Regions from separate parts of the Homo sapiens genome. Here region 2 is linked to region 1. Evidence: chromatin contacts called from ENCODE Hi-C or POLR2A ChIA-PET data. All regions are on one chromosome and are shown on one strand. Each heading gives the region's core, a stretch centred on a gene start or an enhancer-like site at or near the end of the contact. The rest is flanking DNA. Distances are from core to core; before and after follow the strand shown. Region 1 overlaps WWC3 (WWC family member 3). Region 2 overlaps LOC105373133 (a long non-coding RNA gene).

Region 1 (4,048 bases), core at 626-3,125:
TCCCCAATTTTCTGTGATACTCACATCCTATCTGACGCTTATCAAGGGCGATATCCTCAAAAACCCCATCTTTTTCAGAAGATGGAGAGCCGAGAGTTTTCAAAGGGAGTTTAAAAGTGAGTTCAAAATACATCCTTCATTGAGCTTTGGAGCTGTAACTTGGAACCCACTCTCACAAGCACCGGGACACTATTAAGTCACAGAGGACTCCAGGGGCAGAGACGACACCAGCAGAGCGTATCCAGTGGCAAACAGTGACCAGCTCCAAGAAGCCATTTGTTGTAGGGAATTTACCCAAGCCCGGTCCAAGGCTACTAACTTTTTTCTTAATGCTTTTCAGAAATTCTAACCCAACCTGAATTCTATTAGCTCAAATCCCAAATTAATAGAATCTAAATTGAGTTCCTACTGAAAACTGGCTCCACTCTTGAGTGACCAGGGTAGAATTTCCAACCCATCGCTAAATCCGTCAGCGCATTCCAGCTCTGTTTTCACACATATGACATATAGATACATTCATATGTACGGCTCGGTTTTAGACTGTCTTTAGTCATGACTTATTTTCAGATTGTTTTATCTGTAGTGAAAAAAGTTTTAGATCAAATTCCCCCCTTCTATCCAATACAACACATTTGTCATTATACAAACAGGTGCATTTCGGAGCGCACAAGAGACAGCGCATCTGGATACAAGATCACACACAAGTGCCCATGACTGCCCACATTTGCAGTCTAATTTTATGCTGGTTATTCTGAAAGTTGCAGATGACTAAAAATGTAACTTCCTTACCAAACAGGGGCCACGCTGGCAATAACTGAGACATCTAAAAAACTGGCTGGAACATAAACTGCTAAAATAAGAGTCTTAGACATTTGCCTGACTTCTGTACTTATTTTTTCAACAAAAAGAAAAGGGGATACAGTTTCCTGGCAGAAAACTGGCCAGGGCCCAACTCCTAAAGCACATAGCCTTGTGTCTCCAATTCAAATGAAACGAACTTCAAAGAATATTTACCACTGCTATGAAAAGGAGTAGAAAAGTAAGCTAACAGATTAAGAAAATATAAAGTCTAATTTACTGTCTTTATTTACTTTACATAAAGTACTTTATTGTAAAGATGTCATTAAATTATGACAAAGGAAAACATGACTTCAGGTTCAGCAGAACAAAATTTTTGCTTTTTGATAGATCTTTCATTTTATAATCACCCCTATAATAAAAGCAGTCATCCTTGGAAAGAGAATTTCTCAGGATGGCAGGCATCTTGTAATAGAGCCGTGGGGTTCTCTGTTGAACATCAGCATCTTGTATAAATGCCTGCCACACACTAACATGAGCAAGCTAAAATAGCAAAGGATGTTGCAAGCGTTGACACGAGCCATCCGAGAGATTATCTAGGGTATGTGTCCTTCACCTCAAGCCTGCTCCCTCAGCCCAGGAGACGTGCACCAGCTCCCTCCAGAGATGCTGGCTCTGAGCAGCTGGGAGGCCGCCGCACGTATCATCTGCCGGGGCGGGAGGCCTGAAGGAGGTGCGCATCTCTCTCTTTCTCCCCCGGATGACACCCCCAGCCCGGCAAACGCCTCCCATTTGCTGCTGATGACACTGCAGGTGAGACAGGCAGACTGGGCCCAGCTCTACAGCTGGCACGGCTCAGCCTTAAGGCACCAACCTCACTCTCTCTCTGCACCTGGCCCACGCCGGGTCTCCTAATGCTGCCAGCCTGTGCTGGGGGAAGCCTCCTACCATGTGGCCTCATACTTGCAAACTGCAAACACCCCTCCAATGAAGGGAGGTGGAGTGGAGAAATGGGCCCTGCGTGTACCGGCACAGAAAGCCCAGAGCTACAAGAGCCCCACCCCCATGCGATGTGCGTGCAAGTGCTTAGCACATGTGGATGTGCTTTTCCGGCCAAGGTCATTTAGCAGCAGATTCAGGAAACACGCTTGGGGCGATTAGGTCCTGGTCGAGGGCTCTGAGTCCCAGGACTCAGCACCTGGGCTGGTCTCACGAGAGACCCCCATGGGAGTCAAAGCTGGTCCGGCTTTGCTGTCCCCACCCTTGAACCCAGGCATCGGGGCTAACACTGGCTCCATGGAGGGCTGCAGACTTGTACTCAGGGGCCACAGCACTCGTGTGTGCTGGATTTCCACATGGTGACAGCAGCCACAGTCAAAGGAGCGTGGGTGTGGGGCCCTGAGATGCAGGCGACATTTGTGGGGCCAAGTCCTCCCCCCTTCACAGAGAAGCAACAGGAACTCCCAGGCCCTCCTACGCAGAACACACATACAAGAATACCAGGGGTGGAACAGAAGGAAATGTTTAGCTGAAAACAAACGCAGCCGTGCAAGAGCTCTTTCACATTCAGATTCTCCTCGCGGTTGATTCCGGGTGAGGTGACAGGGCATGCCACCATCTCAGGCAAAATGAAATTCACCTGCCTAGGACTCTGAGCTCAACTCTCCAAACACCACCGCTTCCCTGAGGCTGCCGTGAGCCCCTCGTGCCAAGCCACAGACTTGTCTCCTATGAAGATGACCCATGAACATCAAGCATAAAGGACGCCCAACAATACAACCATCGTGAAACAGTAGGAGTAAGAGCATCTGAACAGATCGAATCATCCAAGCATCTATTAGAGTCTCTGTAGAGCTGCTCATGTGAGCTCAAGGGGGCAAGACTTTAACACGTGGGGGAGGGGCTGCTCTCCAAAAGCCCAGCTGATAGCCACAGAGAAACTGCTGTTAAGTGTGGAAGGCAGGCCCAGCCTTTGACACAATCTGCAGTCTCACACAGCAAATGGAAACCAGGACACACGGCACACGAGGAAAGGCTGAACGACTCAGTGCCACCGAATACCAAAGCCACTATGCTGGCTTTGCATGTCCTGCGTGGTGAAGGAGCCTCAGGACAGACGCACGACAGGTGGCCAGCTTCCCAATGCCAGAGAAGAGCAGGCTCTCCTGGCTAGAAATCAAAGTTGGAGAGGAAAGCAGTAGGTGGATACCCACCATGCTCACCACGTCAGGAACAGGGAATTCTTCCCCCATGCAACAGAGCTGCCCGGGCCGGAGCGGGACCACAGCCTGCTCAGGGCACTGTCCCACAAAGGCAGGTGGAAGCACCAAGCACCAACTTCAGGAAGGGTGGGGCGTGGGCGGAGATGGAGGTCACCCATCTTCCCTCACTCCTTCCCCCTTGTCAATCACCTCCTGCTTCGGAGCAGAGGCTCCAGAGACCCAGGGAGCAGAAGGCAGTGCCCCCCACCGCATGCCCCTCCTAGGCCAGGGAACATCCAGGCAGGAGAGGCTCTGAGTGATCATCAGGAACACCCTCCAGCCACACACAAGCCACCCCGTGGAGTTTTTCCAGCAGGCTTTCCGCTGGAGGTCGTGTCCCCGCTGACCCACCTCTCCGTGGCGCCCTGTGCGGAGGTGGCCCGTGCACGCCGCAGCTCCTCCTCTAGGCGCTCCCGCTCCTCCTCCAGCCGGGCCACATCTCCCGCAGAGCGGCGCTGTGCAATGATGAGCTGAAGCTCCTGCAGCAGGGCCTCCTTCTCCTTGATGAGCTGCAGCCGGTCCCTGTCAGCCTCGGCCGTGCTTGGCCAGGACTCATTGTCAAGCCGGGCCAGCTGCTGCTGGATGTTGGCGACTCTGCAAGAGAGACGGGGAGGAAAAAAGGACATCGGCGGACTGAAAACGCCGTCTTCACACCTTCTCCACGTCTCACACTGATTCTATAAACTCCTTTTGCCAAATAAGTAGTGAAATGATTACACCAAGTGACCCTTACACTTAAAAGGATATGGAAACAATGTCCTAAAAAATGGTGCAGAAGTCTTTTCCTGAAGCTCCCTTAGCCTGAGATTCGAGATGAAAATAACCCCATCGTGCCTGTTCCGAAGAACTGACAAAAAGGCCAGCAGCCCTCAACATGCCCATACTCGGCGGCTCAGACTCCTGGTTTCCTACATGAAACTGTCCCAGAGCAGGAGGGAGTCTGCTTGTTTCTTCTGCCCACCCTCATCAGTAGCTAAACAGCATGCTGG
Region 2 (4,048 bases), core at 443-2,942, 3.0 Mb before region 1:
CCAGCCTGGGTAACAGAACGAGTCTCCGTCTCAAAAAAAAAAAAAAAAAATCATGTTATAAGAGAATGGGGAAATGAGGCTAAAATGCTACATAACATGAAAAAAGGTAGGATACGCAATTGAATATCCAGAATGATCTAGGTTTGTAAAAAGAGGGACAGTGTTTACCAATATATGTAGAAGCAGAGAAAAAAAAATACTGGAAGGGAATACATCAAAATATTAACTGCAATTTTGGCTGAGAATGAAGTCCATAAGGGTTTTGTGGGGTTTGTTTTTTATCATTGTGCTTTCCTATATTGTTCAAATTTCTTAGTTATTAAATATTGCTTTTGAAAATTAAATATTGTTTTATAAAAAATACTGTTTTATGAAAAATTTATTGAACTTTTCATAATGAAAAATTCACTTACGAAAATAATATTTCACCTAAGCTTGCTGATCCTTTTTTGTGTGTTTTGTGACGGGGTCTTGCTCTGTTGCCCAGGCTGGAGTACAGTGGTGCGATCACAGCTCACTACAGCCTTGACCTCCCAGGTTCAAGCAATCCTCCCACCTCAGCCTCCCAAGTAGCTGGGACCACAAGCACATACCACCATGCCTGAATTTATTTTTTATTTTTTATGGAAACAGTGGCATCTAGCTATGTTGCCCCGGCTGTCTTGAACTCCTGGGCTCAAGTGATCCTCCTGCCTTGGTCTCTCAAAATGTTGGGATTACAAATGTGAGCTACCACGCCCAACCTGATCCCTAATTAATTAATTAATAACATGAAATGGGGGCACAGCAACATGCTAATAGTCTAATCCACATGATGGAAGTGAGAATGTCAGTTCTAAGTTCCTCCTGTATTTTTTCCACTCTTCTGCTTATAAGAAGGTCATCATGATTACATATAACATATGCCATACAAAAAGCCACTACTGTTACTTTCAGGTATGATGAATAAAAAGATTGCCCAGGCAAGTTGAGCAGGAGATGGCTGCTCTTGCAGTCTAATTAAGGGACAATGTGCCACCACCATTCTCTTAACCCACTGAGAGAACACAGGAAACGCCAGCTGCCGGAGCAGAGTTGGAGAAGAGATGGGGTGGCAGCGGCTGGGGTCTAGCTGAGACGTCCTTCTGTTTTCTTGGGTTAACAAAGGGGAAGAGACAAACCTTTAGCAAATGCATCCAGCTCAGAGCACATTTAAGCAAACTCTGCGGAGTGTGAGGAGGGTGTCTGGTGGCCCCAGAGAGTGGCTATGTTGGAACCCATGGCTGTGGCCATCGTACTCTTCTATCTTCAGGAAACTGCTCACCTTGTGATCAGAACTTTGACATTATTGGCCACTGGGTGACCAGATGCTGTCCTTAATGGCACTGGATATGTGTCTATTGTCATTTACAAGAAAAGAAGCTTCAGCCGTTCCTTAGGCGATACACAGAGTTAACTTGTAAGGTATGATGTGAGATTCACATGAGATCATGTTGTCCTCCATGCTCTCTAATTATTCTTTGGTTGGTATTGGTCTCAGCAGGAGAGATTGCAAGTCTTCTGGTCTCACAAACTACCCCTCCCACGCCAATCCCATCTGCTCCATCATGGGGCATCATCTTGCCGTTGGTCAGCCATGTTCCCCTATCTCATACTGATGCTTCCTTGGAAGTCCCCGTGCTAAACCACATTACTTTACCCTGGAGATGCCCCAACTCCTCCCCAAGGCCTAGGTGAAGTGACTCAACCATATGTACACAGTATCCTCAGATGTACACAGTATCCTCTCCATGGTAGTGAATCTGTATACTAATTTATACATAATCGATTTATGGGTGTAAAGACTTCACAAATAACTAAACATACAAAATGTGAATTCTCCTTCCTTCTCCTAGCTTAAGATTAGCTCAAAGACAATGAAAGCTGTACTGTGCTGTGCAATCTTCTCACGACCCACACGAAACAGGAAGCTCCTGGGGGTTTCTCACAAGCATGTGATAGATAGTTGTGGTTTCAGTGCAACAGTCAGGTAGATTTTGCAGCCGGAAACATTCACACAAAACATCCTTTATGGCTTCTGTCCAACTCCAGTGTTAGTCAGATGCAGTCCCTTTTACACTTTGACAAAAACCATTTGATTTCTCACACTGTATTTATTTTTTCTTATTGCAATGTCTTGTCTGAAGATACCAGACAAAGGATGACAAACTGGAGCCAGCTGAAGTGCAGGGCCCTTTCTCAGCTGCTCTTAAGAATCCCTCTCAGCACTTTGGGAGGCTGAGGCGGGTGGATCACCTGAGGTCGGGAGTTCGAGACCAGCCTAACCAACATGGAGAAACCCCATCTCTACTAAAAATACAAAATTAGCTGGGCGTGGTGGTGCACACCTGTAATCCCAGCTACTCAGGAGGCTGAGACAGGAGAATCTCTTGAACCCAGGAGGCGAAGGCTGTGGTGAGCCGAGATTGTGCCATTGCACTCCAGCCTGGGCAACAAGAGCAAAACTCCATCTCAAAAAGAAAAAGAATCCCGCAGATTGAGCCATTTTCCCCTGAGCAATAATCCCTCAAGCTTCTAAAGACACCACTTAGAGAAGGAAGAGCCTCGCCCCACTAATGCAGCTGAGTGATGCCCTTTGGGAAATTAGGCTAAGAGGGAATACCTTTTAGCTGCCTTCTGTTATTAATCTGGTCTCAATACCAATCAATGTTATTTATCACTACTGAACAAGCATTAATGCAGAGTCTGAAAGGGGCCTTAAATCTCGTGTAGTATGCTCAGAATCCTAGGAATCACACTTTTAGATCCCAATGGTATTGGGTCAAGGTTTTCCCTTCCATGGCAGATGAAGTTCACAATTTAGGATGCATGCTCACAAGCTTTGCAAGGAGATTACACTTCCGTTATGAAGAAAAAAGCAAACAAAAAAGAAAACCTCTTGCACCATTAATTTCAACTGCAATCAAATTGCAAGATTTTAAGATGATATATCTTGCACAAAGGTATTGTAGATAGAAGAGAAGCCTTTGTAAATATTTATATATTTCTCCATTGAGGGTTTTTAATTTTTGTTTTGTTTTGTTTTGTTTTTGTTTTTGTTTTTTTTAACTTCAGACAGAGAGCAAAGGAAACAGAGCTGGGTCACGATATCTCAAATGGAGGATGGTTTCTCTTACTCGTCTTCCATTTCCTCTATTCCTCATTCTCAAAGTCACACACCTTAATAAACACCCCAAGAAACATTTCTAAGTAGACAACACACAATTTTTAGTAATTGACTTATACAGCAAATGCTTATTTAGCTACAGCTGCTATGGTGGCCTGTCTTCTTAAAACTCACTAAGGGTCTTCCAAACCCATATTTTTGTCATCATATTAACCTTCTTTCTCACTAAATTATTGCTGAGATAAAAATAAATCAACAAATGAACCAAAAAATAAAATGGGTTTGGGATTCATTGCCCTTTCCTGTTATGTCCCATCTAAACTCAAGCCCAAGAAGAGGAGAAAAGGCAATACAAAGTCTTGGGAAAAACAAAGACTAAAACTCTTTCTGAAAAAATCGCACACAGCTGCAGAAGGAATAACTTCTCTGGGTGGGAGGGTGTGGGCAGGGCAGTAAAACAACCTGAGAAACAATCAAACCTTGCCTTCCCCAGAGCCCGCTTCGGACATGGTGTGGGTTGCATCCTTCTCTGCAAACTGCCTGTGTGCTCTGTGGCACGGCTTCCGGCAAGAGATTTCCTGTAAAGGAGAAAACATGTAGTGATGCTGTTTGCCCATGTTCTGTGCTCCTGCCCTGTGTTTTCTCCAGTTTTCAGCTTTCAAGAGCCTCTCAGAGAGAGTACACTAGATGCTGATATGCCATGCTGCCAGGCAATTTCTGTTGTATACAGATTTGCTTGGGAAATTCTAAATTAACATTAACATTCTTGGGAGGCCGAGGCAGGTGGATCACCTGAGGTCGGGAGTTCAAGACCAGCCTGACCAACATGGAAAAGCCCCATCTCTACTAAAAATACAAAATTGGCCGAACGTGGTGGTGTATGCCTGTAATTCCAGCTACTCG

Evidence for each region. Hi-C counts contacts between places; a loop is a spot of excess contacts on that map. ChIA-PET counts read pairs that join two places held with the same protein, here RNA polymerase II (POLR2A). Pooled maps may share reads with other maps.
Region 2: a pooled map shows a loop between it and region 1 (25-fold over the local background). The contact joins two enhancer-like sites. A Hi-C loop is called at or near these places in 2 of 37 single-sample maps with no recorded cell type and 4 of 50 pooled maps. POLR2A ChIA-PET finds 5 or more read pairs at or near these places in 1 of 52 experiments (naive thymus-derived CD8-positive, alpha-beta T cell).

Annotation. Positions count from the first base shown.
Region 1 is chrX:10,109,383-10,113,430 of GRCh38, reverse strand. WWC3 (WWC family member 3) reads right to left here. Exons shown (of 24, transcript NM_015691.5): 10 at 3,411-3,653. Among named protein-coding and RNA genes, the nearest start is that of CLCN4, 46 kb to the left of the region's middle. RefSeq lists enhancers at 2,463-2,642, 2,577-3,294, 3,295-4,012. Within about 2 kb of position 1,875, at least 15 of the 41 ENCODE cell types and tissues checked have a DNase peak (open chromatin) inside an H3K27ac peak, as active enhancers do.
Region 2 is chrX:13,085,380-13,089,427 of GRCh38, reverse strand. LOC105373133 (a long non-coding RNA gene) reads right to left here. Exons shown (of 4, transcript NR_171577.1): 3 at 3,630-3,723. Among named protein-coding and RNA genes, the nearest start is that of FAM9C, 43 kb to the right of the region's middle. RefSeq lists enhancers at 1,624-1,783, 1,854-2,073. Within about 2 kb of position 1,692, at least 12 of the 41 ENCODE cell types and tissues checked have a DNase peak (open chromatin) inside an H3K27ac peak, as active enhancers do.